2 separate regions of the Mus musculus genome follow, and region 1 is linked to region 2. The links are chromatin loops, found by intact Hi-C in ENCODE. Cell type or tissue: gastrocnemius. All regions are shown on one strand. Each heading gives the region's core, and the rest is flanking DNA. Links, peaks and the distances in the headings are about the cores only.

Evidence for each region. A loop is a pair of places that touch in the nucleus more often than their neighbours do. Peaks named below come from ENCODE experiments on the same cell type or tissue, not always from the same donor. Only the 100,000 strongest peaks of a DNase experiment are listed, where the experiment ranks them.
Region 1: a loop joins it to region 2, with 6 times the contacts of the local background. A loop is called at or near these places in 5 of 42 quality-filtered maps.

Annotation. Positions count from the first base shown.
Region 1 is chr1:58,739,563-58,755,358 of GRCm38, forward strand. Cflar (CASP8 and FADD-like apoptosis regulator) reads left to right here. Exons shown (of 10, transcript NM_207653.6): 7 at 701-750; 8 at 1,403-1,484; 9 at 12,777-13,284; 10 at 14,222-15,796. The coding sequence ends at 14,360. Among named protein-coding and RNA genes, the nearest start is that of Cflar, 34 kb to the left of the region's middle. In gastrocnemius, for the core only: a CTCF peak has its summit at 7,552; DNase peaks (open chromatin) are centred at 5,237 and 7,488; H3K27ac peaks cover 3,625 bases.
Region 2 is chr1:58,558,538-58,574,217 of GRCm38, forward strand. It overlaps Fam126b (family with sequence similarity 126, member B), which reads right to left. Exons shown (of 13, transcript NM_001310598.1): 2 at 7,320-7,417. Among named protein-coding and RNA genes, the nearest start is that of Fam126b, 20 kb to the right of the region's middle. In gastrocnemius, for the core only: CTCF peaks have their summits at 2,067 (motif pointing left) and 4,123 (motif pointing right); a DNase peak (open chromatin) is centred at 4,115.

The DNA of each region.
Region 1 (15,796 bases), core at 2,945-10,944, 180 kb after region 2:
CCCTCTATCTTTAGACACCATTTCTCATTTCGCAGCAGTCTTGGCCCAGAGACGGAATGAGCTAATGAGATGACAGCTCTTCAGCACTGAGGTGTGAGCCAGCCCTTTTGTGGCTTCGGAACCCAGTGCTTCTCCCACTTGTGCGGGCTAAAGTGAGTCATTGTTGTGGGGCAGAATTTGCTGTGGGCTCCAGCACTTGCCAGGCTTGCTGAGCTATGTCTTGCTGCTGACATTTTATTTTATCGGCTCCCAGCATCACTGAACTATGAAAACATGGGCCATCTGTTCGGTACAGAGCACACACACATGAGCCTCTCTCCTGCACACTCCAACGCTCTTTCCTTTAGGTGTCATCCAGAGTTTTGGCCCATGTAGGAAAACCATAGAGAAGTGACATTTTTGAATTCTCCTTATCAGGTTAAAAACTCACCAGCCACCTGGTGGTCCCCTGGAAGAGGGCTACGACTGTCACCTGCATGTCATGGTTTTTCTACATAGTCCTGGAATAACAGGGCTCTTGAGTTTCCCTTTGGGTCAGGCTCTTCTGTGTGAGGTTGGAACTTTGGACTGAGTCTAGCTGGAGAAAGAATAGGAAGCTAAAGAAACGGGCAAACAAAACGTCATGATAAAAAGAACTCAGCCAGCCTGGGTGTGGGCTTAGTTCTACTTTGTAAATGACTCTCTCTCTCCCATCCCTCAGGAACACTGGTGAAGACATCCATCCAGGAATCAGGAGCTTTTTTACCTCCGGTAAAGAATAAATTCTCTGATTTGGTATTGCATGCAAGGGTATATACTAGTACACTGACGTCTTACAAAGCAAACAAAAACTGTTCTTTAAAATTCTTTGTGACAACTTGGTGCCTGTGCATAATTCTCCTGAGAACTCAGTGAACAGGAACCTTGAATATAACAAAGAAAAATTATGTTCAAGGGGAAGGCTTGAATGAGCTTTGGGATGCAGGGAAGTTCTGAGTGGCGGCTGAACTGTGTCAAGCCCTGGCTTTTGCCCGGGTGGAGCCTCTGCAGAGGAAGCAGTGGAAAGCCTCCATTTGTGCTGGCTTAGAAAGTTGATTCTTGGTGCTACTTCAGGCTTCTACAAGGGCATGTGACCCATCTTCTCTCTTTCAAATTATCTTTATTCTGCAAAGCTAAGACACATGTAAAATAAATTATACTTCTCATTCAAATTAAGTAAGAGTTGGAATAGCTATTTGTCTTAAACTCATTACTGTGACAGAGGAAAAAATTGACATTACTGGGAACTGTCAGCCGTGATGACTTTAGGCTGTGTCTATTGAGTGATTCACCTGCCAAAGGGAATGTTTAAAACAAACGAGAAGAAGAATGGATAAGTCTCAGAGAAGTATCCAGCATCTCTAATCCCTGCCTTTCTTTCTAGCACATCCGTGAAGAGACTTACAGGATGCAGAGCAAGCCCCTAGGAATCTGCTTGATCATTGATTGTATTGGCAACGACACAAGTAAGTGTAGAACCCCGGGATCCACTCCCTACAGCATGATCATGACCAAGCAAGGTGGATCTGTCAACATGGCAGATACCAACTGCAGTAACAAAGTACACTCTACTATGGTGCTTGCTTTTCAACCATGTCATTGTCTAGTGTGGATCGGGCTAAGGGAGCTTGTTATGTCATAGGGTCAGCCAGGGGTCCTGTCGTCCTTTGATGCCTTGGAGTCTGTAGAGTCCTCTGTATTTGACTGACTGACAGATGAGGGAGTAGAGACTGTGTAGCGGATCTCATCACAGATTTTAGAGAAAGGCCTGAGAAGGATGCACCTCATCTCTACCCACTTCCTATTGGTCATTACTTACATGGCTTGGGCTAACGACAACAGACATAGATAAATCAGTTGAGTTATGGGTTAGGAGGAACACGAGATGAACTTCGGGAGCACAACACTAGCTTTAAGTTGTGGAAGTTGGTGTGTCTTTGTGTGTCTTATCTGTGCATCCTGGATAATGTGGCTAAGGGTGGTCCTGGTCTGCAAGGGACATTTATAATGCAAGGCATTCTGGTTTCTAATATTGTCAGATGTTTCACTTCACCTGGATAGACCATGAAAGCCTTCCTTGGGGCTATTAAAAACATGGTGTCTGTGTTAACGTAGGGGTGTGGCTAGTGTTTGAACCACATGTGACTAAGATCTCCTCTCTGTTTGATCTACCTGTGAGCCTTCATTGTTTGGACCCGGTTGTTTGGCTCAGGTGTTGGATGTCTGGTGCAGACTGAACGAGGCAAGCCTAGATGCCTGGGATACGGCTGCATTTAATCACCTCTCCCTTCCTTCAGATGAGTGATCACTGTAGTTCACGACTTTCATGTCTCTCAACACTCCTTAGCATCAGTCAGAGAGATGCCTCACTTCAAATATTACCAAAGGGAGGTCTGTACAAAGACAATCTAAGAGAAGGGCGGATTAGCAAATATGAAATTGGATTTCCCAAGATTTCAGCTACAATCCCACTTTCTCATGTCCTATTTTGGTACATGAGAAATGTGTCTCTTCGCTATAGAGAAGAGTCCTTTCCATTTGTGATGGTTTGAATGAGAACGACCCCCATCGGCTCATATATTTATGTTCAGTCCTCTGTTGAAAAACCATTTGTGAAGGATTAGTAGGTGAAGCCTTGCTGGAGTACGTGTGACCTCGTTGGAGGAGGTGTGTAATTGAGGGGCAGGGCTTTGAGATTTCAAAAGCCCACACCAGGCCCAGTCTGCTGCCTGTGGATCAGGATATAAAGCTCTCAGCTATTGCTCCAGCACCATGCCTGTCTGCTTCCTGCCATGATGATAATGGACTAACCCTCTGAAACTGTAAGCAAACCTCCAATTAAATTCTTCTTTTATAAGAGTAGCCTTGGTCATGGCATCTCTTTACAGCAATAGTAACCCTAACCCTTAAGATGCCATTTTAGCTATTAGCATCAGTAGACAAATGAGGAAATAGCTCCTCACTGAGTCACTGACTGTTCTAAAGGACATTGTGGGATTGTTCTTTTACTTTTGATTGTAGTTGGCCTTGCTTCCTTCATCATCAGGAAATGTCTGAAGTACAGAGCTTTCTGTGTTGTACCCGTGTTTATGAGACTCATAAAGATCAAGTCACAACCTGCCATGAGTCATCAAGCCTCAGCTATTCATGACTAACACCCAGGGCCTGTGTTGGACGTCTGTTCCTGAGTTATGGGCAGCTGTATGTCTATGTGTGCATAGCTGTACTTCTCCCACTGTAGGAGAGCAGCAGAGTTGGGCCCTGGCAGTGATTGCCCGGATTTTAATCATGGCTTTGCTGTCTATCTTAGCTTGTGATGTGCGGGCTCAGTGTCTCTGCTAAAACGTGACTTCCTAACAGAACTTCCTTTATGTGATGGTTGGGAGAGTGAGATTATACTCATAAAGGACACAGGACAGTGTCTGGAATGAAATGTAAGCTAATGTCAGTGTAGTCCTTTCGAGGTTAACATCCTGGAGATGGAGTGTGTGACTAGAGGGGACCTGGCCCTACAGAGAAGGGCACGTCAGCTGCTCCTTCTCTCTGAGAGTCAGGGGTCTCTTGACTCATGCGCCTTTGAGAATAAAACAAGCTGCTGGCTTAGAGTCACTTATGGACTCTCCCAGCTCAGGTGGCTAATCTGCAGATAAGAGACGAGACGGTATGGGTTTGTTCAAATCGCTTTGTTTTGCTTTGGCGGCTGAGAGGTCCCAGTCCCTCTGTGAAGACAGACAGACAGACAGACAGACAGACAGACAGACAGAGAGAACACTTGCAAGTTTTTTAGAGGAAGTATTTTCTCCTCTGCTGCCGCTTCTGATATCTTTGTTATCTTTAACTGACTAAGACACACATTTGGTAGCAGACTTTGCAGTTTCCACTGTAGTGTCATGTGAAGAGACTTCCTCTTCTTACACTGACAGGCTAGGGGTTGCTCCATGCCTCCTTATGTGTTTTTTTTTTTTTTCTCCTTCTAACGGAACAAGTGGAACCTTGAATACACATTATTTTCTTGTAGTCACATTTATATAATAAGAACATTTGTGCACGGGGAAGTAGGGCGCTCATTAGGATTGGTCTCTGCTCATGAAGAAAAGGGGCAAGTGACACCCACAATAGTAGAGGGAAGTTGTGTTCAGAGGAATGGTAGACAAACCATTCGGGCCCCTCCTGGTTCTCATGTGATCAGTGCCCTGAGAATGGCTTCTTCCTGGGAACAGGAGTGTGGGATGAGGTACTCTTTGTTTTCTGGACATGTCTATCCTCTGGACTCAAGCAGCTATTTGCTTAAAAGCTTAATATTATTTTTAAAAATAATTTATTTTCATTTTATGTGCATTGGTGTTTTGCCTGTGTGCTTGTGTATGTGAGGGAGTCAGCTCGTGGTAGTTGTGAGCTGACATGTGATTGCTGGGATTTGAACCTGGGTCCTCTGGAAGAGCAGTCAGTGCCCTCTACTGCTGAGCCATCTCTCCAGCCCCAAAGCTTAACATTATTAATGAAATTTCTCTTTAAGGCCCTCACTTCACCAGGCCTAAACCTAGGGTGTATTTAAGAAGTGTGGGTCTATGGGCCCTTGTTGGAGGCCCTTGTATTTTAGAGTTTAAAAAGGTAGTGTGCTACATGTACATGTTCAGGGTAGCCCCTTTGACAGGTATGTTAATACTTAGGTTGCAAACCAAATGGATATTTACATGATATGGGATAGGAGTCTTCCTCTCCTGAGAGTCTTTCCAAGAAAATGACTTGGCAGAAACGACCCTAAGGTTGTTGAATGTTTGAGGTCCTAGCGCTCTGGGTGAGGGGTCATGGGTCTGAGTCCTGGCTGTCTTGGGCATACCAGAAAACTGTTTTGGGTTATATAGCATTGGTATTATTTTCTCCTGATACAATATCATCTGGAAAGAATTACCAGTAATCAACTTTGCATAATAAAGATTTATTATTATTATCATCATTATTATTATTATTGAGACAGGGTTTCTCTATGTAGCTCTGGCTATCCGGAAATGAACTTACTCTGTAGAACAGGCTAGCCTTGAATTCAGAGAGATCTGTTTGCCTCTGCCTCCTGAGTGCTGGGATTTAAGGCGTGCACCACCACTGCCCAGCAATATAGATTCTTAAAAGATGGTTTGTAGCTTTCTTCGAGTGTGTGCTTGAAGCAGTGAGGCCTTAGCTGGCCTAGGTGACCAAATGCAGAGTTGGATATGTGCCAGATGGCCCTGCTCCCACCCAGCTGTTGCCCCAGCTATGCCTTTCCTCACCAACATCTGCCCTGTCAGCGGCTTGTGTGAGGGACTTTCCTCTCCTTTGCCCTGGTTTTTCAGACTCTGGCTTAAGTTACAACTTCTCCCGCAACGCTCCAGTGTCCGAGATCACACTGCCCTTTGTTTCGGTGAGTGATTATTTGTCCTGTGACCCCACTAAATGATGAGACATCCAGTCACACATGTGTACACATGTGTTACCTTCATCTGCAGCGAGCTGTGTGCTTGGTCCGTGTCTCTTGTCATAGATTCTAGTAAGACAATAAGGGAAGCTTAGTAAAACTCAAGTTTGGGGGCTACAGTAGTTTGTTCCTCCCAGGTACAGAGTGTATGCATCTAGCCTCCCATAGAAAAGCCACAAACACCAGGTGGCTGCTTTCTGTCATGTGTCAGACTTCCCTGTTGGCTCAAATGGCATGGCAATTTTCATTTTCTTCCCTATTCTTCTCTTCCTGGTAGCTGCTGAGTTTTATAGCTTCCTCACCCTGTTTTGTTTGTTTGTTTGTTTGTTTGTTTCTTTTTTTAAATAAAAATTGAATTGTCCTCAAGCCTAAAAATGGAAAGGAAGGAAAGAAAGAAGGAGAAAGAAAGAAAGAAAGAAAGAAAGAAAGGGAGGAAGGAAAGAAGGAAGGAAGGAAGGAAGGAAGGAAGGAAGGAAGGAAGGAAGGAAGGAAGAACTTATTTTAGGATTAGATTGCTCAATGGGTAAAGGTGCATGCTTACAAATGTGTAGACCTGAGTTCAAATCTCTTGATCCCAAATAAAGGGCAGCATGTGTTGCCTGTAGTTCCAGCCCTCCTATGAAGAGATGAGAGAGCCTCTGGAAGTGCATGAGCCAGCCTAGTCTGACAGACACAGGACAGAACAGCAAAGAGATCTTCTCACACAGATGGCAGGAGGGAGCCCAAGGCTGACCTGTAACCTCTGTATGAGCACACACTCCGAAATCCACGTTGGCCTTGTCCTCCTTCCCTTCCCCACCTAGGATATCCTGCCCACTTTGGGTTTCACCTATTCACCGTATCTTGACTTATGAAGGGCACCCAGTAACTGATTGTAAATAGGCTGGCCAGACATTGCCTCTTATTTATTCCATGTATTTATTTAGAAGGTGCTAAGATAAATCTGCTTATATAACTCAAAATGAATTCTAAATGCGTAAATGAATGAATTCTAGATGAGCAAGGCCCAGGCATTTTCCTGAGCCTGTGATTGGCTCCTGGCAGCCTTGTGCCAACTGCAGAGCATCCGTGGTTTCTAAGAAGCAGTTGTAGCTGCCAAGCTGCAGCTGGGCTGGGCATGGGTTGTCCAGGGTGGGAGAAGGAGACGCGGTGCTTCTGTATTTTGTTAACGTTTTATTTTATAAAACCGACACCCAACTGTTTCTTCCTGTATTTGTAAGCACTGGTATGGTAGCTAAGCCATACATGGAGCACAGAGTCTGTCCACCCTAAGATCGTTTTAATTTAGAATAAGGAGACTTGCATCCAAGTCATAAGCAGTTAGGAAGAAGATGCCTGGCAGGGTCTCTGATTTACGGGTTGATATGCCGCCTTCATCTCCTTTAGAATTAATCATTTATGTTTGAATAAATGCAGTTTGGAAGTATCTTTACAGAAACCCCGCTGGGTTCTGCCGTTTTGGTTTAGGTGTTAGAATTATGCCCATTTCACAGATGAACAAATGGAGGCTCTCACTTACTCAAAGTTACACGTTCCCCCTCCCCATTCCTTACAGTGTATAAATCAGACAGTGCTACATGCTTGTCTTTGCTGGCTCACGGAGGAAAGGAATGTTGATGTACTGCTCCAGCTGGCATCTGTGCCTACCTGGTCTTGCCATCCAATAGAGGAAATGTCAGCGGTGATGGCCCACAACAGGCTGCTGACTGACTTGCCTTGCCATATCGGAGGATTGCTCTGTTTTGTCCCAAGCCCCATACAGATTTCGGATTTTTCTTGGTGGTGGTTGTGGCATGTGGGACCTTTGCCTTTCCCCTCTTGCTTTTGGGAAACATTTTCTGCGTTAGATTTTGCGTGCTTATCCTACACTTAGCCCCTCTGAGGCGGAAGCTGAGCCACTGAACCCGAGGAAAAGGAAGGTAGAGCAGCCTTTGCTCTACCCGAGCGCATCAGCCTGGGCAAGAGGGCTGGCTGGGCTTTCCACCAAGGCTTTACCAGTGAAGAGAGTTTTGAAGCTGGCCAGCCAGTGCATTGGAACCTGCATTTCCTTGGTTACTTCTGCTCCCTAGCGGAGAGAATACGCCATAGCAAGAGAAAGGAGCTAGCAGTGGGGCTGCGATCCTGTTAACCTGCTAGTCTTGTGGTGCTAACTAATTATCTGCAGTAGACCAGTTAAAAACACAATAACAGTGAAAAGCAGAAAACAGAGATTTAGTTCGTATGGCCACACTGGGAAGAGGAAAAAGAGGTTCGGTAACCCGTAATCCATGAGTTAGGTTTAAGTAGAAGGCAGGAGGTTTGCATAATGAAGCTGACCTAGGAAAGGTCGGGTCCAGCTCATCACCGTTGCCTGTGTTCGAGGCTCTCCTGCAAATCTGTCCGACCAGTCACCAAGCTTCAGCTCTTTCCTCCTCCCTGCATGAGATTCCGGGGGTAATTATAATATCTCGGGTCCGTTGTTTCAACTGTCTGGCACAGGCAGGGGCACATGCGTTTCTTTAGGCTGTCTCTATTCCTGCCGAGTGGTTAAAGTCCTAAGGTAGCTTCTCTCGCTTTCCTGTCTTGGACCTAACCTGGGTATAGTTCTGCACTTTAAACCTTGCTCGCACCCCAGGGCGACGGCTAGGGTGGGTCAGTGTGGTCGATCATTTCTACCACCCAGATCGTAGAAGGAGAAAGAGGAATCTAACAGGTAATCAGCAAACCTGTAAAACCGTGCCCTGCCCCCATTTCCTTAATAAGAGGCTTGCTAGTTGTGAGCTTAATGGTGTCTGCACTTTTCTATCTTTTTTTCAACATTAGAGAATATAACTAATTTCCAGGAGAGGGTGGGTCAGCAGAGGATAAGAGTATGTATAACTACAGTCGTGAGTAGAGATGATTGGGTCATTCTTACTGACAAGAGAGAGCATTATCTATCTAATAATGCATATAAATCACTCGACAACTAAGTGGCTGAAGCAAACTATTCACTTGATTATCGCTTACGGTTTTTGTGGGTCGGGACTTTGGGGATTCTTCTGGCTTAGAGTCTGTGGTGAGGCACTCAGCTGGGGCTAACTGAAGGCTTGACTGGGGTTGGAGGAGCCATTTGTTGCCTGCCTGGAAAGCTAAGGATCTTGCCAAGAGGCTCCAGTTGTCCCACATGTGGCCCTCTCCAAGACACTGCCCCCTGAGCTCTCATGTAAGACATTTTAAAACCACCTTGTCTTGGTACAGTGTAGGGCATGGAAAGTTCTAGTATATACTATGTATACACAGGCACCACTCATAGGCTGAGCAAATTCAATTTCAAACACTCAAGCCAGTTCTTTCCTGCCTCCTAGATCACTGCTCATGCAAAGCCGTCTTCCTTCTCATCTTTATTTTGTCCTTCTGTTCTCACCTGGCACCTAGAATACAAACTGAGGTTCTCCTCTCTCGCATTTATCGTTTATTTGTGGTTGGCCAAGCTGGGTGGGCAAGAAGGCTGAAGCTGTGAGTCTGGCTTGTTTGTGACTATCTGCACTTCATATGAATCCTACTTGGACAGTGCGCTGAGAACTGGTACTCAATAGTCATGTGACCTTCAGTCGTTTTCTCCCCTTGATCCCTTTCTGGGCAGTCTTATATCAGACGCTTGCTCTCAGTAGAAGCTAGACTGCTGTAGTTACTGTGTGGTTCGGTTTGGAGCAAACTTAGGATAGACTTCTGGAAAGTCCACACCACTGGAGAAGGGTTGGCGTTGGAGACAGGACGCAAGAACAAGTCCAGAGAGGTAGATGAACAGTCTGAATGGGAGGCACTTGCTGGGTCTCTGGGTTCAGGACAGAGCAGCTTTCCTGCCCAGCAAATTTTGAGGTAGAGGCATTTGTCAGATAAAGAACAGAAAAGCAGTGGGTGATGTAGAAGTTTTGAATGGGAAAGAGAAAGAAATGTCTATATTTTATTATCAAAGGTATGAATTGGTTTAAGAGGCTGTGTTTATTCTCCTAGTAAAGGCAAACTGGACAGATGAGAAAAAAGTGGACTTGATTGGACCTAGAGCCACAGAAACTTCTAGAATATGTGGAAAATCTTTTAGGCAATGGAATAAGACTGAACATTACTTATATTGTCTTTATTTCTATTGTTTAATCCTCACAGCACTCTTTCTGGTTGGTGGCTGTTAACACTTCCTCGAAAGCTAGGGAGTCTCACCTTTCTTACGGCCCTGCAGTCCAAGGGCAGGATTAGAAAGCAGGATTGTCAGGCTTACTACCGTGTACTTCCTTTCACAGCAAAGGCAGCCCAGGATGCCTAGACTAAGAGTGAAACTGGGCAATCTAGAAATAGTCCCGACTTAGATCTAAGGGCCTCTGTATAAGTCCACAGCAAGGGGAGGGGGAATTCATAACCCAGACTGCCATTTAAACGCACACCTGGATTTACACCCTGCAAACACTTCTCATTCCTCTGTACCTTGAGGAAAGAACCTTTTGAAGAACAAACCTTCTACTACAGTTTTCTTACACGCGTTCTCACGACCGGCCAGGAAGAACACAACAAACCAGAATCTTCTGCGGCAAAACTTTATTGCTTACATCTTCAGGAGCAAGAGTGCAAGCCCCAAGCCCAAAAAACGAAAGCGAAACCCCGTCCCTATTTAGGAGAGTTATCCTTCGCCTAGGACGTATCACTCCCTGATTGGCTGCAGCCCATGGCCGAGTTGTTGCCACGGAGAAGGCAGAGTACATGGGGTGGAGAAATACCCTTGGCACATGCGCAGATTATTTGTTTACCACTTAGAACACAGCTGTCAGCGCCATCTTGTGACGGCGAATGTGGGGGCGGCTTCCCACAGTTCCCCCTTTTCTATTAATAAGAGCAATAGGCCACCCATATTAATGAGAGTGGAGATAGAGGTCAAATCCCCAGTGTGCAGGTAAAGGAGCCGTACACATAACCTCCTTCCAGGCTCATCACCTAGAGGGGTCCTGGTCTGGTCCCGTGTTGTTTTTCCTGGAGGAAGGACACTTGAACACTCAACCTTCTTGAAAAATGACATGTCTCCCTAGAATAGGCTCATATATGCCGCAGAGCCCTTCTACTGCAGTGCTCTCTCTCGGGCTGCTGAAGCACACTCACTCTATCCCGTGCAATGAGACTAGCCTTGTGGGGTGCAAGAGCTGAATGGCCAGCGACCTATTGCTTAAGCATAGATAACCATAAATCAGGGGAAGCACCATGTTCTAGAGCTGCAAGTGCCTGGGCAATAGCCACCTTGTCTCTCCTAGTTTGGGCCTTAAGCTTACAGACCAACCAAAGAAGCAACACTAATCCACAGCAAAGTGTATCTCTAAATAATATCAATCCCACCCATTCTTTAAAGAAGGAAAATGCTGAGGAGATCCAATTGGGTAATCCTTTGGTCAGGGACAGGTCTAAGCGCGTGGAGTTGACCTGAAGTCTCAATTCCCGAAGGATCTGTTCAAATTCAGCCGTCCAATTCTGTAACATATACTGAAAAAGACTTTTTGACAAATTAGCTGCCCTAGTAAATTTCTCATACTGAATGGAAGTAATGGACAATCCCGGAAACTTTTGTTCACATCCCAGCTGAGTTATTTGCCATAATACATCTAGTTGTACCTGGACAAGATCTATGAGTTGATTAACCAGCATGAGACCACCCTGTATCATGACATTAGCTGAGGCCTGTTTATCTATGACTGTAGTCACTGAGGCTGACAAAGTGTTAATGGTGTCAGTCGTCTGGACCTGTCCAGACAGAGCCAAGGCTGTCTGAATCAAGGCCAAACCCAGTTCCTAGTTAGTGGTAAAAAAGCAGGGGAATACTTGAGCATTATACATTACCGGCATTGGGAGTGGAAATGTCGACATTATCCCCCAACGCTGCTCTCTCTTTATTATTGACGCCCTGGACATCACCAAGACGAGGGACATCAGTATTCCCTTGGTCAGTCTGGATTTTTCGGGTGAGTCTTTTTGGTATCCAAAATGGGTTGTCTTCATTCTGTGGGAAAGCACAAATAGCTCCCCTGGATCTTATCAAAATAGGATCCGGGCCATACCATTTATTATCAAGGACATTTTTCCATTTAACCATCTCATTGGGCCTATCTGGCTCTGAACAATGACGTTTAGCCGTAGTATGGCCATGAGCATCAATATTTAAAAAATTGAGTGTAAAGAGTGCCATAGACACAGACACTCTTGGTACTCGGGGTAGAGCCTCCTCGATTCCCCTCTTCTGTTTTATTAGATAGGCTTTGAGGGTGCGATGCGCACGCTCAACAATACCCTGTCCTTGAGGGTTGTATGGAAGTCCAGTCAGGTGGGTCACGTCCATCTGACGGCAGAACTGCTGGAATTTTTGAGATGTATAAGCTGGTCCATTATCAGTCTTAAGGAGTTTGGGTTTCCCCCAAGCACTCCATGCCTCAAGACAATGTTGAATCACATGTGAGGCTTTTTCACCTGTTAAAGGTGTGGCAAACATTACACCAGAGCAGGTGTCAATAGAAACATGTAAATATTGATTTCTCCCAAAGGAGGAAATATGCGTGACATCCATTTGTCAGACCTGTAATGGCCTGACGCCACGAGGGTTTACCCCTACATGAGGAGTAGATAAAATTTGACAACAATCTAAAGGCATTATTAAGTAATCAGAATCATTTTCAGTAGAACCGATCCCTCTGGCGGCTCGAGGAATACCAGAGGAAGGAAAAACAGCCATGTAGGCTTGGCAAAATTATTAGTTGAGCTATTCTGTCCCCTTGTGATATAGAAAAGACAACTTGAGGACAAGAACAGAGAACCTGAAGTTCCCCTTTATAATCTTGATCTATAACTCCAGGGTGGACAATAAGACCTTGTAGGCTGCAAGAGCCTGCCTCTGTCATTCTGGCCACAAAATCTGAGAAGGACTCCTGAGGTCCCTGGACGATCTTTGTTAGTTGTCCAGTGGCTTCACCTGCTCGGGTGTCACAGCTGTCAGCGCCATCTTGTGACGGCGAATGTGGGGGCGGCTTCCCACACAGTTTGGTTGACAACAGTTTTCTTCTTTCTTGGTTTAGTGGCATTGGGTGGGTTCAGTCTTGGCTGTGGGCAGAGAAAGTGGTGTTGCAGGGAACGTGTCTTCATGAGAAACTCGGGGCACAAAAGTTGCACATTTCATGTTTAGCTGCTTCTACTTTCAGAGGTCTCAGAGTATCCTTACGTAGAAACACATGCGCAATGGCGACCAGGCCAGATTAGGCGTCATGCCCAATGTCTCTTGGTTCTTCTCACTTCTGTGTTGTTTTCTGTTATTTTTCTGCAGAATATCTTCAAGAGACCTTCACTTCCCTGGGCTATCATATCCAGCTTTTCTTGTTTCCCAAGTCACATGACATAACCCAGATTGTTCGCCGATATGCAAGTATGGCCCAACATCAAGACTATGACAGCTTTGCATGTGTTCTGGTGAGCCTAGGAGGCTCCCAAAGCATGATGGGCAGAGATCAAGTTCACTCAGGGTTCTCCTTGGATCATGTCAAGAACATGTTCACGGGGGACACGTGCCCTTCTCTCAGAGGGAAGCCAAAGCTCTTTTTTATTCAGAACTATGAGTCGTTAGGTAGCCAGTTGGAAGATAGCAGCCTGGAGGTAGATGGGCCATCAATAAAAAATGTGGACTCTAAGCCCCTGCAACCCAGACACTGCACAACTCACCCAGAAGCTGATATCTTTTGGAGCCTGTGCACAGCAGACGTATCTCACTTGGAGAAGCCCTCCAGCTCATCCTCTGTGTATCTGCAGAAGCTCTCCCAGCAGCTGAAGCAAGGCAGGTGAGTCACTGGGCTCTGTGCCCTCTACCTTTATCCTTTACTACATGTTTATCCAAGATGGATATCACCACCATGCTTGGTCCGATGGACTTCGACAGGACAGAGACTTTCCCTTCCCAGTTCAAATTGCTTTGGGGGGCAGGGGTGGGAATGAATAAAGACTCAGCACAGCTTATGACTACTTTACATTAGTCAGCTTATATTTTGAATATATTTATTTTATTCTCCTAACATAAATTGAGCTTTATATAGGTGCGTATTATAGAAAAAGCACAGCGTATGCACTGTAGGGTTCAGTGTTGGCCTGGTTTCAGACATGGTCCCACTGATGGTCTTGGTTTTCAGAGGTAATGGGATGACTGCAAACATTTTGGATATTTATTAGAAGGAGGAAACCATCACTGCCCTAGCTTCTAGTAAATGGAATGAAGCTACAATGTTCAAGTATAGGACTAACTGGCCCTTTCAAATTTGCTCCCTAATTACAAAGGATAACAATGTTGCTTAGCTGTCAGTCAAATGCTGAATTCCAAGGACTCGGGTGCTGTCTTAGCTTTCTCAGTCTCCTCAGTGGTGGCTCAGCAGGGCTTGGGGGGGGTGTGCTTGGAGGGGTGCAACATTTCAGAGTCGGTGCTCCAGGGACAGGGGTAGCATTGGCCTTTATAGTCTTTCTCTCTTTGCATGGGGTTATCAGGTGGCTTGTCCCCTAGCTGGTGTGTTCTCAGAGTAAAATTCCACTGTCTTTGTGGAAGGAGACTCTGGCCTCTGGGCCAGAGTACTGCCAATTGTTTGGATTATTTGCTAAGCAATGCACAGAGCATTTAAAAGGATGAGTTTCAAAGGACTTTCATACCTGTTAGCTGACTCTCCCCTAATGACAATCTGTCTTCTCTTTGGTGTTTGCACATCTTTAAACTTTGCCTTTCTCTTCCTCTAGGAGACGCCCACTCGTGGACCTCCACGTTGAACTCATGGACAAAGTGTATGCGTGGAACAGTGGTGTTTCGTCTAAGGAGAAATACAGCCTCAGCCTGCAGCACACTCTGAGGAAGAAACTCATCCTGGCTCCTACGTGAGAACCCCAGACCGTTGGTGTTCTTGGTATATCATCCAGGGTGGCGGCTTGGAGCAGAGCTTGGCGGTTACGGCTGCTTCTGGCTGCTTCTGGCTCTGCCGTGAGTCCTGGCCTAGGGTTCTCCTGTGCACAGGCATGAGCCGTAACCCTGTGCCTGGGAAACGTCTCACTCCCGCCGCCGTGCCTTTACCTCTCTAAACTTCCCTACTTACATTCCTTAGTCGGATGTTTTGCCAGAGTGTGGAGAACAGTAAGACATAAACCTATTGTTTGTTTGTTTTTTTGGGGGGGAGGTTATCTACCAAGTTATACCAAGTTATTGTATGGGTGTATAGTGTATAGTGGTTCAAGATTTGACACTGAATGTAACTTGAGACTTACCTGAGTTTGTCATGCGACTGGGTAAATTGTTTCTATGGCACATCTAATCATTTAATAAGTAATTACCTCATTAAGTACCCATTGCTTCAGGACTTTCACATTGGCCACCAATTTCTGTGACCCAGCTCCACATTTATATTCTCTTTCTGCAAAACCAAATTTCATTATGTCTGTTTAATATCTACAGTCTAATGCTTTGTAAGACATCTAGATAGAAAAATAGTTACCCATGAGCACAGGAGGGCTGGCCTGACCCTCACCAGCTGTGCAGTGGCTTCGGTGAAGGAGAATGAGCCCTACTCCTTGAAGGTTGTAGTGCTTGGGAGAGCAGTCTGTACCTTGCCTGGGCAGCACAGTAGAGCCAGCCCCAAGAACACAACAGTGAGTGGGGGAGCTTGCCCTGGTTGGCTCAGGATCAGGAACAGGAGGGATGACCAACTTGGGGCTTTGAGGTGGCCCACCCCAGCATCCATATCATCTGTGAACTGCCAGAGCCTGTGAAGGGGCGGGTCCTGTAGAACTAAGGCTGCAGGATCTCCATGACACAGGGCAACAACAGGGTATCTGAGAAGGGTCCCCGTGAGGGTCCAGTATTTATAGTGCACCAGAAGCCAGAGGCCTCGGATCAGACAATGACCCATTGCACTGAGTAAAGATGTAAGTGAATGAGTGAAGATGTGTGGGCACACGGAAATACTGAGGGACACACACAAGCTTTTATGGAGATGTTTGTTTGTTTGTTTGTTTGTTTTTTGTTTCTTTGGCAGGAACAGATTGCAAGGGCAGAGAGTAGATAAGGAAGCTGGAGACATGAGTGGGGTTGGGTGCATGATATAGAATTCACAAAGAATCAAAAAAAAAAACTTAAAAAAATGGTTGCCTAGTGAGATTACTTATTTATAATTTATATAGCTAGCTTTTTTTGTAACAAGAGCAAATAGAATTTATTTATTTATTAAATACATTTGAAGCAAGGTTGTAACGTACGTAGCAAAACTCCTGCCATACCAGTACTAGCGTGGGGGAGGCCAAAGGATCACATGTTCTGAACCAGTC
Region 2 (15,680 bases), core at 265-8,264:
AGTCTGTAAATTGTAATTCCAATTAAAGCTTACTTTTTTAAAAAAAGCCTGGAAAAAAATACATGCTCAATATTTAAATGCTTGCTATTGAGGGTAGTCTTATCTATTTAATTTTGGATTAAAAATAAGATACACTGTATTTCAATCTTCTTTGTCATTCAAAAGGAAAGAATAAGGAAAAAAACCAAGACAAATGAAAATAGAACCTGAAGAAGCAGGATTGTCTATGAAATAACTGAAACACTCTCTTACTAAAAAGATGCCCTTTCTATGTTTGTTGAATTCCGCACTAGATTTTAAAAGTAGTAATGTGTATTACTTGTACAAACAATGGTTCTATTATGACATTTCCATATATGTATATGATGAACCTTGATCCTAGTTCCCCATGCTGCACTCTCTTATTACCACCCCCAACTAAATTTCTAATTTAAAATTCCACAAAAAAAACCTCTAACTTAGAATTCCACAAAACTTCAGGGGCACTATAAAGTAATAATGTAATAAAGAATAAGAAAAGGAGTAAGATATGTCATTATTTTCTAACAAGACCTCTTAATATATACTGAAGGATTTGCCCAAGTAAAATCTAAAATTAAGATAGATGAGGGAAACCAGGTGGTGGAGGCCAACAAACAACTTTAATCCCAGCACTTGGGAGGCAGAGACAGGAGGATCTCTGAGTTTGAGGCTACCATCATCTACAGAGTAAATTACAGAACAGACAGGGCTATACAGAGAAACCCTGTTTCAGAGAAAAACAAAAACAAAAACAAAAAAGAAAAGAAAGACGAGAGAATCACAAATTATGAGATTTTAAATAAATACTAATATAAAAAATTAAGGGTCAAACGTAGTGACAGAGACCTACACATGTTAGCACTCAGGAGGAAAAGGCAGGAGAATCATGAGTTTAAAAAATAAAAATAAATAAATCAAAGGTACTGCTCCTTTTCTTTTCTTTTTAAAATTTAAGACAGGGTCTCACTGTGCATCTCTGCCTAGCAGCCTGGGACTTATGACTTAGACCAGAGTAGACTCAAAATCATAGAGATCCTGGAAAGCAAAATCCAGTACTGCCAGGGCTAAACAGAGAAACCATGGCTCAAAATAAACAGACAAACAAACACCCCAAGACAAACAAATCACAGAAACTTGGCATCTACCTCCCAAGTGCTAGGATTATAAATGGGATTATAAAGGTTTGTCACCAAGTCTAACAAAAGATATGACTCTTTTTCTTTTTTTGAGACAAGATATTTCTGTGTAGAAACCTTGTCTTGGAACTTGGCTGTCTTGGAACTCTGTAGGCCAGGGTAGCCTCAAACTTAGAAATCCTCCTGCCTCTGCCTCCAGAGTATTGGGATTAAATGTGTGCCACCATGCCTGGCTCAAAGTTTGTTTTTATGTTTGATAGTGGCACAAATGATTTTTTAAAAAGTCCTTAGAGACACATACTAAATGCTTGGTGGTGAAATGCTTGGGGTTTACCTTAAAGTAATGGGGGATCCTCTAGTGGTTCAGTCACTAACGGGGTGGTAAAGACATTGGGTATGCTATATCTCATACTGTCAACTTGATTCCTACAGAAGGAACCTCAACTGAAGAATGGCCTGTGGCTGTTATCTGTGGGGCATTTTCTTAACTGCTAATTGATGGAGGAGATTCCAGCCCACTTGTGTGTGTGTGTGTGTATATGTATGTATGTATGTATGTATGTATATATATATAAAATGTAGCTAAATGGAGACTTCAAGCAAGCACTCCTCTTGGGCTTCTGCTTCAAGCTCCTTCCTTGAATTCCTACCTTGTTTCCCTCAGTGGTGGAACTGTAAAGAGTATGATGAAGAAAACCTTTCTTTTCCAAGTTGGTTTTAATCATGGTGTTTATTAATGTAATTCAAAATAAACAAGAGGGCTGGTGAGATGGCTCAGTGGGTAAGAGCACCCGACTGTTCTTCCGAAGGTCCGGAGTTCAAATCCCAGCAACCACATGGTGGCTCACAACCATCCGTAATGAGATCTGGCGCCCTCTTCTGGAGTGTCTGAGGACAGCTACAGTGTACTTACATATAATAAATAAATCTTTAAAAAAAAAAAAAAACAAAATAAACAAGAACAGCCTCACTCAAACAATGTTTCAGTAATGACATATAAAAGAGGGGCAGAGGCCATCCAAGCAGTGACATGGGTCTCAACCTGAACCAGTCATTGCATGACCACTCCCGCAAGTTCTACACCACCATCACCCCAGCACATTTTACAGGTGGGACAGATTTGTGTAGGTTGAAGGTTTTGTGGCTGGTTTGATGCCTCAGTCAGACTGCTGGGAGCCTTGCTTGGTTATGGAAAATAGCCAGTTTGCCTCTATTACCAGGGGACTTTTTTTTTTCTTCAAATTTTTATTAGATATTTTCTTCATTTACATTTCAAATGCTATCCCGAAAGTCCCCTATACCCTCCCCCCCCCCACACACACCTTGCTCCCCTACCCACCCACTTCCACTTCTTGGCCCTGGCATTCCCCTGTACTGGGGCATATAAAGTTTGCAAGGCCAAAGGGCCTCTCTTCCCAATGATGGCCGACTAGGCCGTCTTCTGCTACATATGCAGCTAGAGACACGAGCTCTGGGGGTACTGGTTAGTTCATACTGTTGTTCCACCTATAGGGTTGCAGACCCCTTCAGCTCCTTGGGTACTTTCTCTAGCTCCTCCATTGGGGGCCCTGTGTTCCATCCAATAGATGACTGTGAGCATCCACTTCTGTATTTGCCAGGCACTGGCATAGCCTCATACGAGGCAGCTATATCAGGGTCCTTTCAGCAAAATCTTGCTGGCATATGCAATAGTGTCTGCGTTTGGTGGCTGATTATGGATGGATCCCCGGGTGGGGCAGTCTCTGGATGGTCCATCCTTTCCTCTCAGCTCCAAACTTTGTCTCTGTAACTCCTTCCATGTGTATTTTGTTCCCTATTCTAAGAAGGAATGAAGTATCTATGTGTTGGTCTTCCTTCTTCTTGATTTTCTTGTGTTTTGCAAATTGTATCTTGGATATTCTAAGTTTCTGGACTAATATCCACTTATCAGTGAGTGCATATCAAGTGAGTTCTTTTGTGATTGGGTTACCTCACTCAGGATGATATCCTCCAGATACATCCATTTGACCAGGGGACTTCTTGAGGTCACTCTCATAGAGTCTGGGAGTTCCAACTGCAGTAAGTTTCTACATCTTACCCCCAATGCTAGTATTCTCTCTTAGTACTCTCTTTCTCTGTTCCCCACTCCCCACCCTCTCCCACTCCACCCCAAAAAATCTATTTAATTTCCCCTCCCCAGGGAGATTCATGGGTCCCCTCTTGAGCCCTCCAGAGACAAGACATATCCAAAGATCCAGGATAGAACCAAAAAGGAGGGCAGGGGCTGGGGGCAATGAAATGATTTCTAATGATATTCTGCTATATTCATAAACTGGAGCCAAGCCAAACTGTCATTAGAGAAACATCATCCAGCAAATGATAGGAACAGATACAGAGACCCAGAGTCAAACATTAGGTGGGACCTAGAAAACACAGGAGAGTGAGAAGGGTTGTAGGAACCAGAGGGGTGGAGGACACCCCTGAAAAACATGGCCTCACAGAATCAACTAAGCAGTGCTCGTAGGGGCTCACAGAGACTGAATTGACAAACATGGACCCTGTATGGGCCTGAGCTTGGGCCTCTGCATATTGCTATGGTTGTGTAGCTTGTTTTGTGGACTCCTACAGGAGTAAGGGTTATCTCTGACTCTTGCCTGAGCTTGAGACAACTTTATTCCTCCTGGGTTGCCTTGGCCAGCTGTGATGTGAGGGTTTGTGCCTACTCTCCCGGGGAGGCCTACTTTTTTGTTTTGTTTTGAAGGGAAATGGAGGAGGAGAGGATCTGGAAGAGGGGAGGTGGAGGGATGGACTGGGAGAAATGGAGAGAGGGAAAATTTTGGAGATGTAATATATAAGAGAAGAATAAAAATTGGGGCAGAGGGTAAGAAAGGAGTGAATTAGATACAAATATTTATAAACATGTGTACACATGTCTCTTTGTGAATATGTGCAGTGAGTATAAGTACCTGCAGAGGCCACAAGGGGGCATCAGATTCCCTTGAACTTGAGTTACAGGTGGTTCTGAGCCACATCAGATGTGGGTGTTAGGAATCAGACTCAGGTCCTCTGCAAGAGCAGTATGCACTCTTAACCACCGAGTTATCTCTTCAGCCCCTTGTATTGGAAATAAAATGCAACTGACCTTAAGCTGATAGCCATTTTAGTAATCAGTACACAAACTTAATTATATTATTCTATCTACTTTGTTACAGCTTGAAATGTCTTATAATGAACAACAAAAACTAAATATTTGAATATGAAAATCCCGATATAAGAGATATAAAACAAGGGTCTTACATTTATTCACTTACTTATGTTTGTAGGTAGGCTATGGAGAGTAGAGTGTACATGTATCGACTGCTCTGAGATCTAAGCAAAACTATGAATCCCTACTTCAGAAAAAGGAAACTAGGGCTAGGTTGTGGCTCAGTTGGTAGGATGCCTGCCTAGTTTGTTCCCACCATACAGTGAGAACAGAAATACCAATACAGTCTAATGGGTTAAAGAGAATTTTGGTCTATAAAATATGTGTTTTTGGAAGAGTTTTTTCTCTGTCATCTCAAACTCCTTGTTTATAAAATGAGGACAATAGAAGTATCTATGACAAAAGTTTTTTAGTTTTTGTCTGTTTTGGTTTTTTGAGACAAAGGCTTACTAGGAAGCCCTAGCTGGCTTGAAACTCGAAACTCAGTGTGTAGACCAGGCTGACCTCTAACTCATGGTGATCCTCCTGCCTCTGCTTCTACAGTGCTAGGGTGAAAGGCATATGCTGCATACCTAGCTGACAAGAGAGGTTATTTATTTATTTATTTATTTATTTAAAGAACAAATAACCCGGGGCTGGAGTGATGGCTCAGCAGGTAAGAGCACTGACTGCTCTTCCAAAGGTCGTGAGTTCAAATCCCAGCAACCACATGGTGGCTCACAACCACCCGTAATGAGATCTGATGCCCTCTTCTGGGGTGTATGAAGACAGCTACAGTCTACTTATATATAATAATAAATAAACCTTTAAAAAAAAGAATAAATAACACACAAATTCTTAAAATAGCAATTGGCATATATCCTTCACATTAGCTGTTATTACTAGTAGTAGTTCTAAAATAATAATAATGTAATTATTTAGGTTTTTGAAAATTCAAGACGCATTTTTATTCTAGGGGTAATAATTGTTAATTATTATCTATATTAGAAATATTGTTGAATAAAATGCTAAGGACACAACAATGATGAATAAAAAGAAAATAGATGCTCTCAAATGTTTCAAGGAAATCAAAATTAGATTTAAAAAAAAGCTATAGAATTACCAGTGCAACACATGAGATAATAATAACTGTTCCTGCAAATTCTAAACTTGATTAAAAAAAAATTGCCAGGCATGGTGGCACATTACTTTAACCCCAGCAACTGGGAGGCAGAGACAGATAGATTTCTGAGGTCAAGGCCAGCCTGGTCTACAGAGATAGTTTCAGGTGGGCTACACAGAGAAACCTTGTCTCAAATCCTATCAAACATTCACAACAAACAAACAAACTCCTGGGGAAAGACAATGAAGATATTTCCAAGTATATGTCTAAGACTTAGACTATGGCAGCTGTTATTGTGTGTATAGGGAGCTGAAGGAGAAAAACAGTCTCCAAGCAAACACTCCAAGCAAAGGAGGTACTCTGACTCTTCTAGGTTGTGAAGGGAAGACCAGAGGTTTAGTGTAATTTAAACTGGCATAGCCTATGTGCCAAGAAGCCAAGTACTGGGTAAATTTACCTTCTAACTTCCGTGTGTGTGTGTGTGGGGGGGGAGGGGGGTGGCTTACTTATCCCCCCCTTGCTTCCCAAGACCTACACGCTCTAGACTCCATAAGCATGGTGCCTGTCAGCTATAAGGAGCCATGGCCGGATTTTTGAGAGACATGAGACAGAGAGAGGGGTCTGTGATCTAACAGAATGTACTTTGGGTAGCATTAGTATCCTTACAAGTCTTTACTGATAGCATCACTTCATGAGGCAATCTGTCCTGTATTTCAAATTCATTTCTAGTATTTTCTCTAATGCTGGAGAGCCTAATGTTGGTTATCTCGCTCTCCTAATGTGGACTCATACAGTTATACACTCTTAACTTAGGACACCATCCCAGCCAAATTCATTACTCCTCATGGGGCGGGGGAGATAGTAAAGGAATGCATACATATACAACCATAGTGTCAGAACTCAATTAGGTTGAAAAGTGTGTGACATGTGGTTGTACGTTCTATGATGGTGAATTTATATAATGTCTATTCCTTAGTTGGTATGGGTATAAGGCTGATGGCATTGAGCCCCCTCCCCCTCACCCATTCTGGAGACTTCATAAAACATATGTCAGGATGCTGGATCTGGTCGTCAGACTCCATGTAACAGGAGCACTGCCTTTGCAATTTTCTTGCTCTTTGTCCCTATTTTGAACTTTGATAGTATAAGGCTTTCATTAACATGGCCCTATCAGCCATTTCTGAATTCTAACCAACTGTTTTCCTGGGTAGATTCAACTCAGTGATTCTGCTTACTCCCCATTCTCCTCTTGACCTGTCCTGGCATGTGTTTTCTATGAAAACAGTGGGACTGTCGGGGTGTGCGCAAGACCTTGCGTTAAAGCGAAATAGAATTGGGAAGAAGTATTTATTTGGGCTCTTTTTTCTCTTCTAGTCCCTCTTGCTAAGGATGACCTTGAATTGAACTCCTGATCATCCTGTCTCTACCTCCTAGGTAGTAGGATTACAGGCATAAAACAACACCTGGCTTTGACTTTGCATATTTGTACATTATTAATAAACACTAGAAAGAGCAGTTTATTTGCCATATCTCAAATAATCAGAATCTACATGTGATTATTATAACAGAAAGAGAACACAGTCGTCAGTCACAAAAATTTGCTTTGGCCAACAGTTATCCAGATGTACCCTGATATCACAATCATGCTGAATAAATGAAATAAATCAAAGTAAAATTCAGATAACATATTTCTTAAATGTAATTACTAAAATAATTCAAAACTGAATTCAAAGACAGAAAGAGGTGATCACGTAAGATAAAACTGTTTAATAAATAAAGCTACTTACCAAAGACTACCAAAAATTCTTAACATGTTTAATCATATGGGAAATGTATTCTTCATCTTTTTTTTTTTAAGTTAAGGTCATAATTTTACCTGTCTTAGGATCAGTTTTCTAAAGGAGGAGGTGGCACAGGAATGCGGCAGAGTTCAAGTGTGGAATTCATTTGTTGAGAGTTAAATATTCTCCAATTCTATAAAAAATTAAAAAAACCAAATAGTAAGAAAATATTCTCAAGAACAGATACAAAAAAATTTAAGTGGCAAATTCATAAAACAGTTCTTCATTTGTGTGTGTGTGTGTGCAGTACGTGTGGGTGTGTGCAAGAGCTGATGGTACATGTGTGTGTATGTGTAAGGCTGCACACACCTGCAAACAATCATGTGGAAGATATTGAGCAGCATCCACCTCTATTGCTCCCTGCCTGATCCCCATCACACTGGGGTTACAGACACAGGCAGAAACACCTGGCTTTTTACATTCAACTCAGGTCCTTGACACTTGGTCAGTAAGCACATTTACTTACTCATTGTAGCTCATCTAACATTAAAGAATAATTATAGACCCTAAAACATTCTATAATAACTAGTGTACTTGTGTATCTTCACCACATCTAAGAAAAAAAAATTGGGAGATGAAAGCCTCAATTTTAGCTTCAAGTATCCATTAATTATCTTTAAGACACTAGGTAGATTACATAATTTGCAGGAGATTCAGCTGAAAAAGAATTTATAAAGTTAAATCTTTTCCATATAAAAAACTACTGACTCTAAGCTTTGAAACATATAGTGATGCATTCTTTCTCTCACTAGAGTTTTCTTTAGGCCTCCACAGCCTCACCTACCCACCCATTTCCTACTCCTAAACTAAATAATTAAGTAACTAATGGAAAAGAGATTCTATAAACAGTCATGTTTACTTGTTTATAACAAAGATAATAGTGCAATGCACTTGGAAGAGTTTTAAATAAAAAGATCTTAGAGGTCAGTTGGCTCTCTCTGTGGAAAACAATGTACTGTGATCCTTAACCTTATACTGTTCACAAATGTAAATTCCAGAGACCAGCAAGATGGTTCACTGGGTTAAAGCACTTGCTGCCAAGTCTAATGACTGGAGTTTGATCCTGGAAACTCTCAAGGCATAGGGTAAGAACTGACTCATAAAAGCTGTGCTCAGACCTATACATGCATCTCCTAACTCCCACCTCTAATTAAATGTTTAAAAAGAAGAAAATTCCAATTAGAATGCAGATCTAAATATGTGGGGCATGTACAGCAAAATATTTGTGTAAATAACCAAATTTAAATTCTATCCTCTCCTTCCTCTTTTTTAAGACAGGATCTTACTATGTAAACAAGGTGGCCTTGAACTTATAATTTTCCTTGCCTCAACTTCCCAAGTGCTGAAATTACAGATATGCACAATCAAGCCCAACTTGGGCAAACATTTTTTTAAATAAACAAAAAGCATTGACAATGGCAACTGGACTCTTTTAAATCTGCACACACACACCCCAACAAAGAAAAAGAAAAGAAAAGAAAAGATCAACCCACAAAACCTTCAACTCAACATCTGTCTACCTATAAGAACTAGAGAGATAAAGATGGAGCTAAGACTGAGGGAATGGCTAAACAATAATTGATCCAACTTGAGACCCATCCCATGAGAGAGAGCAACTAATGTTGCTCTGCTATGCTTGCAGACAGAAGCCTAGCAATAACTGTACTCTGAGAGGTTTCATTCAGCAGCAGATAGAAAAGGATGCAGAGACCCACAACCAAACGTTGCTGCTGGAGGGGTCAAGGACACCACAAGAAGACCTATAGAATTAGCTAATCTGGGCCCTTGGTGACTCTCAGAGACTTACCCATGAACCAAGGAGCATGCAGGGGCTGGACCTAGGCCTCCCTCACATTTGTAACAGATGTGCAGCTTGGTCTCCATGTGAGTCCTTTAACAACTGGATTGAGAGCTGTTTCTGTCTCTGTCCCCTGCCACTGGATCACCTTCCCCTACTGGGACTGCCTAGTTGGGCCTCCAGTGAGAGAGGAGGTGTGTAGTCCTGCTAGGAGAAGATGTCCCAGGGTGGGGATGGTACCAAGGCGGGGGCTTCCTCTTCTCTGGGGAAGAAGAAGGGGAAGGGATAATTTCAGGAGGAATTTTTAAGGGTGAAAATGGGGAGGTGGGGGAGGGGGCACTGTGATGAGATGTAATATAAATTAAAAATATTATGAAAAAAGAAGATTATGGTCCAGATTGTTGAGTTCACATTCCTGAGTTGGCAGAATTAATATTATGAAAATGTTTATACTACTAAATTTATAGAATCAATGAAATAGCTATCAAAATGTCTATGTCCTATTTCATAGTTTTAGAGAAAACACAAGAATTCATATGGAACCAAGAACATTACTGACAGTGTTATACAACCCAACCTCAAATCCTACTATAGAGCTACAATGATAAAGAAAACTGGTACTGACATAAGAATAGACAAGTAGACCGAGACTAGAATAGAAGACCTGGAAATAAAACAGCAAAGCTAAATCCAGTTAATTTTTGACAAAGAAGGTAAAATTATACTCTTGAAAAAAAAGAACCTATCCAACAAATGGTGCTGATAAAACTGGATTTATACCTACAGAAGATAAAATTAGATTTGTATAATCCACTTTGTACACAAAATCAATTAAAAATTGGTCAGAGATCTTAATCTAAGACCAGAAACACTGGAACTTTTTAAGAAAACATGGAGATACCCTTCAAGATACTGGGTTAGCTAGGAGTTTTTAAAAGAACACCAACCATACAGGAACTAACCCCAAGTATCAACAGATGGGACTGCTCAACAATAAAAGGTTCCTCCATAGCAGAGAATGCAATCAGCAGAGTTAACAGACAGCCCACACAATGGGGGGAAATCTTGCCCAGCTACACTTCAGCAAGGTGCTGACAGCCAGAACTTACAAAGAATTACAGAAATTTAATACCACAGAATTAAAATTGTCAGTCAACAAATGGGCAAATTAACTGAATAGTTTTTTAAAAGAATACAAATGTCCAACAACTATTTTTAAAAAGCATTCAATATCCTTAGCCAGCAGGGAAATGCAAATTAAACTACACTGAGACAGCCCCTCATCCCAGCTGCCATCAATGAACTTGACAGCACTTACTGCAGTGGAGGTGCAAACTAACACAGCCATTGTGGAAATCAGTTTGCATATTTCTCAAAAAATTAAAAATAGAACTACCACATGATCCAGCTCTCTCATTCCTAGGCATATACCCAGAGAATGCCATAATCTCCCATGGAGATATTGGCACTCCCAAATTTGCTGGTTCATTTACTATAGTAAAGAATTTAAATCAACCTATTTACCCATCAACAAACAAATGAATAAATGGAAAATCTGGAAAAATATATGAGTACAATTCAGCTCTAAAAAAAGATAAAAGTTTTAAAATTTGCAGAAAAATTGACAGGCTTACAATATTTAAAGAAAGTGTGATGGTTTGTATATGCTCGTCCCAGGGAGTGGCACTATTAGAAGGTGTGGCCCTGTTGGAGTAGGTGTGGCGTTGATGGAGTAAGTGTGTCACTGTGGGTGTGGGCTTTAAGACCCCCATCCTAACTTCCTGGGAGTCAGTATTCTGCTAGCAGCCTTCAGATGAAGGTGTAGAACTCTCAGCTTCTCCTGCATGCAGCATGCCTGCCTGGATGCTGCCATGTCCCTGCCTTAATGATGATGGACTGAGCCTCTGAACCTGTAAGTTAGCCCCAATTAAATGTTGTCCTTATAAGAGTTGCCTTGGTCATGTTGTCTGTTCACAGCAGAAAAACCCTAATGAAGACAGCAAGGTCACACAATCTCCAGAAAAAAACAAAACAAAACAAAACAAAACCAAAAACCAAAAAGCAAACACTCTAGAGAAATGCAGAGGATCCACTGCTAATGGCCACAACAAAACTAGCTAGTATTTAGGGTATGTTAGGAAACTACCAGAATCCAGAAAAAGAACTCTATAAATTATTAGGGTTCATAACTCACAAAATGCCTTTAAAAGTGCTCCTTTCCGCCAATCAGATTACAGATTGGTTAAAGACTACAGACTCCATCCTAAGTATGGAGTAGTAGTAGGAAGGAGAGAGCAGTAAAAAGAGAGGAGAGGAAAGGAGAGTTTTACTAAGACAGTGATGCAGAGACAGGTAGTAGAGCGAGAACAAGCTTGACACAGGCAAAGACAGAATAGGCCAGAGAATGAGAAGATGCCAGAAGATCAGAACAGATTGCCGAAATTAGTATGAGACAAGCAGAGCAACTGAGGGAAAAAAAAAAAATGAGAGAAACCAGATTGAATCCATCAGCATGGAGAGGAGTTCTTAGCCAGAACTGGCCAGCCAGAGTTCAGAAAAAGCTAAAAAGGATGAGTTTATCTAGCAGTAAGTTTCACAGGCTGAAACCATTCTAGGCCTAGATAAGATTGTACAGGGGCTAGAAGCTTCCAGGGTTAGGCCTAGCTTAGCAGACTGAGACAGTAAGCTTCCAAGATGACAACTAGAGCAGGAGAATAAAAGTTATTTTTACAATGATTTACTACCTATTTTGTCCCATTAGAATATAAGCACAAGCTACATGTGGGAAGAAGTATTTACTCACTATTATATCCACAATGTCTACAGAGAGTAATAGTCATTTCGTATACAAGCAAGGAAAGAAAAGATTATGTAAATGGTACTGAGGCAAGAAATAGGGCAGAATAAGGTCCAGTAAAACCTCAGTCAAAGGCTGAGATTAGTACATCAAAGACACCAGTCAAGAGAGGAAGATGGAAAGCTCCCTAACCAAGACTGCCAGATAACAGATAAAGAGCTAAACAAGCCTATTATCATGCAAATGCAAGAAAAAGTGGGTGCTCTGCAAACAGCTAAGGAAGGGTCACAGTCCTCTCACTACTGAGCTTCTAATCTAACGTTAGCCCGATGTCTGCATTACTATCAATCTACACACCCCGTCTTATTCCTTGTTCTAGAATACATGAACATGGAAATCATAGATGGTGGTGGTGAGAACAGAGCAATGCTTCAAAGACCTGGCCTCTATAAAAGCAATGAAGTGTTAGAAACATTGTCAGACTAAAGTTTTTCACAATTGTGGAAATTGGCCCAAAGCAAACTTTGAAGTATATATTCTAAAAAGTAGCTGTGGAGATGTCTAGGGCGCTTGCCATGCAAGTCTGAGGGCTACAGTTCACAGTCAGAATCTGCAATCTCAAATAGAGTAAATAGAAGTGTGTTTATAATCTTAACATTCCTAAAGGGAGATGGGTGTTGGAGACAAGAAAGTTCCAGCTTGAATAGAAACTATCAACAGCAAGAGACCCTGCTTCAAATAAGGGAGAAGGTTAAGGACCAATAGTCTCACAAATCATACAAGTTATATACATATATACCATATCCATATCACCCACACATGGGGGTGTGAATCTTAGTCAAAACCAGAGAGTTCGGTAGAATTTATATGTACCCCATCTGCCTTTACCACAATAGCTCTGAAATCAAAACAGCCATAATTACAGTGAAAACCACAGGGGGCAGCCACTGAAGGACACAAGGGGTTAAAGTGTCTTTAAGGCTTCATTCCCAGAAAATGTAATCATATGACCTATTGGCAAGTTTCTGGAAGATCCCACCTACAAAGCTATCATTGCCTAGTACTGAGCTGGAGCCAATGTCAAAAGCCATCTTCTAGAGGCAGTTGTTGAAAATGGGAACTTTTTTTTCCCCTTAGAAACATCATGGCTCCTTAAGTACTGGGAAAACAAATGGAACAAATGTTTCGACAAACAAAAAGATTAAAAAGAAAATCTAGAGACCAAGCTGTGTTTAGAAGATTGAGGCAGGAGAATCAAGAGTTCAAGGTCATTCTCAGCGATGAGAGACCCTAACTCAATGAAACAGAGAAGAATCCTAGAGATGAGATGGTCACAGGCATTCCCAAGAATCTAGAAGGTACTATCCAATTCTGAAGGACCTATATAAACATGCCAAGTATACTGTATATTTAAGTAATATAGACACAGAATTAATCGAAGTGTAAAAAATAAATGCCAAGAAAATATGCTGAAATTTAGAATAAATATTTGAACATTAAACAAACATTTAAAGAAGCTGGTATTCAAAGAATGGAATCAAAAAAGGTAATCTCTCGATTTTAATAGCATTTTAACCTCTATAAAAATGCCCATTCTTATTTAGTTAACAGACACAATTCAAAACAAGCTTTTAAGGTCAAAATATGTAAGCTAAATTGATATTATCCCTTTTGTGTTTTTCTCTCCATTTTTATTGCAGTATATAAAAATTTAGTCCCTTATCTAAGGGTACAGTTGGGTGATGTTAACATTGTATTCATAAGGTTGTATAATCATCACCATCTATCCTCATAGTCTTTTCATTTTGTGAAACTTAAATTCTATAACCACTAAACAATATTCCCATGTTGTCTCTGGCCTCACTCATTCCCTAGTAGCCACCATTCTACTGTATGTCTACTTGGTTTTTGAGCACTCTAAGTACCACATACAAGAAGAACCAGTATTCTGTGTGACCAGTTAATGTCTCAGTATAAAAGCTTCAAAATTAATACCTGTTATAGAATACTGCAAAATGTCCTTCCTTGTTAAGGCTAGATAATATTCCAGTGCATGTATAGAACATTTTACATCTTGCTAATCAATTCATCTGTTAATGGGTACTTGAATTGCTTCCAAGTTTTAGGTATTGTGAATGATGTCACTATGAACATGGGTATACAAATATTTTAAGACCCCGCCCTTAATTACTTTGGTATTATACACAATGCAATCTCTAAACGAGAAGGCAGAAAACTTTAATGCAGCATGGGGTGCTGGGAATTGAACCTAGTCCTCTGGAAGAGCAGTCAGTGCTCCTAACCCTGAGCTATCCCTCTAGCCTCTAAGGCTTTATATATGCTCAGCCTAAATTTTCTCCTTACAGATTTGTACATTAGCCTGATGGTGGTGGTGGCCTTTAATCCCAGCACTCTGGAGGCAGAGGCAGATGGATATTTGTGAGTTTGAGGCCAGCCTAGTATACATAGTTAGTTCTAGGGCAGCCAGGGCTATACAGAGAAACCCTGTTTCAAATAGCCAAGGGAAAAAATTGTGTATCATCATAGGGTTTATTTTTATATTTAGTATTTTATGTTTGTTTATATATATTTATATATTTAGTTTAGTATCTTATAACATGTGCTATACTGGTGTCTTAATTAGGGTTACTATTGTTATAGTGAAACACTATGACCAAAGGTTGGGGAGGAAAGGGTTTGTTTGGCTTATGCTTTACATATCACTGTTCATCACTAAAAGAAGGCAAGTTAGGAACTCAAACAAGGTAGGAACCTAGAGGCAGGAGCTGATGCAGAAGCCAAGGATGGTGCTGTTTACTGGCTTGCTCCCCATGGCTTACTCAGCCTACTTATAACCCCAGGACTACTTGTTTAGGGGTGGCCCCACCCATAATGGGGCAGGCCATCCTACATCAATCATTAATTTTTAAAAAATGCCCTACAGGTTTACCTACAGTCCAATCCCCCCCCCCCCCACACACACACACACACAGGGTTTCTCTCTGTAGCCTTGGTTGTCCTGGAACTCACTCTGTAGACCAGGCTGGCCTCGAACTCAGAAATTTGCCTCCCTCTGCCTCCCAAGTGCTGGGATTAAAGGCGTGTGCCACCACGCCCGGCCCTACAGTCCAATCTTATGGAGGCATTTTCTTAATTGAGGGTCACTCCTTACCATGACTCTAGCTTATGTGAAGTTGACATAAAACTAGTCAGCACACCGGTGCTATTTCAGACATTTTACATAATCTACCTATTACCCCAATTCTACAGATGAGAAAACAAGCACTGAGAGAGTCAATTGTTTTCCCAAAGTCACATAATTAGTAAATAGTGAAGCCAACAAATTAGCTTGACTCTAAGAACTGTTCTTCCTCCGGAGACAGGGTCTTGCACTATCTAGTTTAAGCTGGTCTCAAACTTGCAATTCTGCTTTAAAGGTAATTAAATTACAGCCACACCTGGCAAGACTACCCAATCTTTGAAGATCCCATCCATAGAATATCACACATGTTGATTATGCTGAGAACATCATGTTTATTCCACTTGGTCAGCAAGGTCCTTTAGTAAAAGTTACATTTATGCCACATATTAGAATAACTGTATGACAATTTAGCAGTTTTCCATATTAATGATACTCTTGGAATATACCAAAATATGCCCTTCAAATGAATGGCTCAGCTAGCCTTTAACACCGAGAAAAAAGCTGTTCTGGTTAGTCGTAATTAATTGTCAATTTGACTGGATTTAGAAGCACTATGGAAACACACTTTTGCATGTGTCTTTTGAGAGTATTTCCAGAAA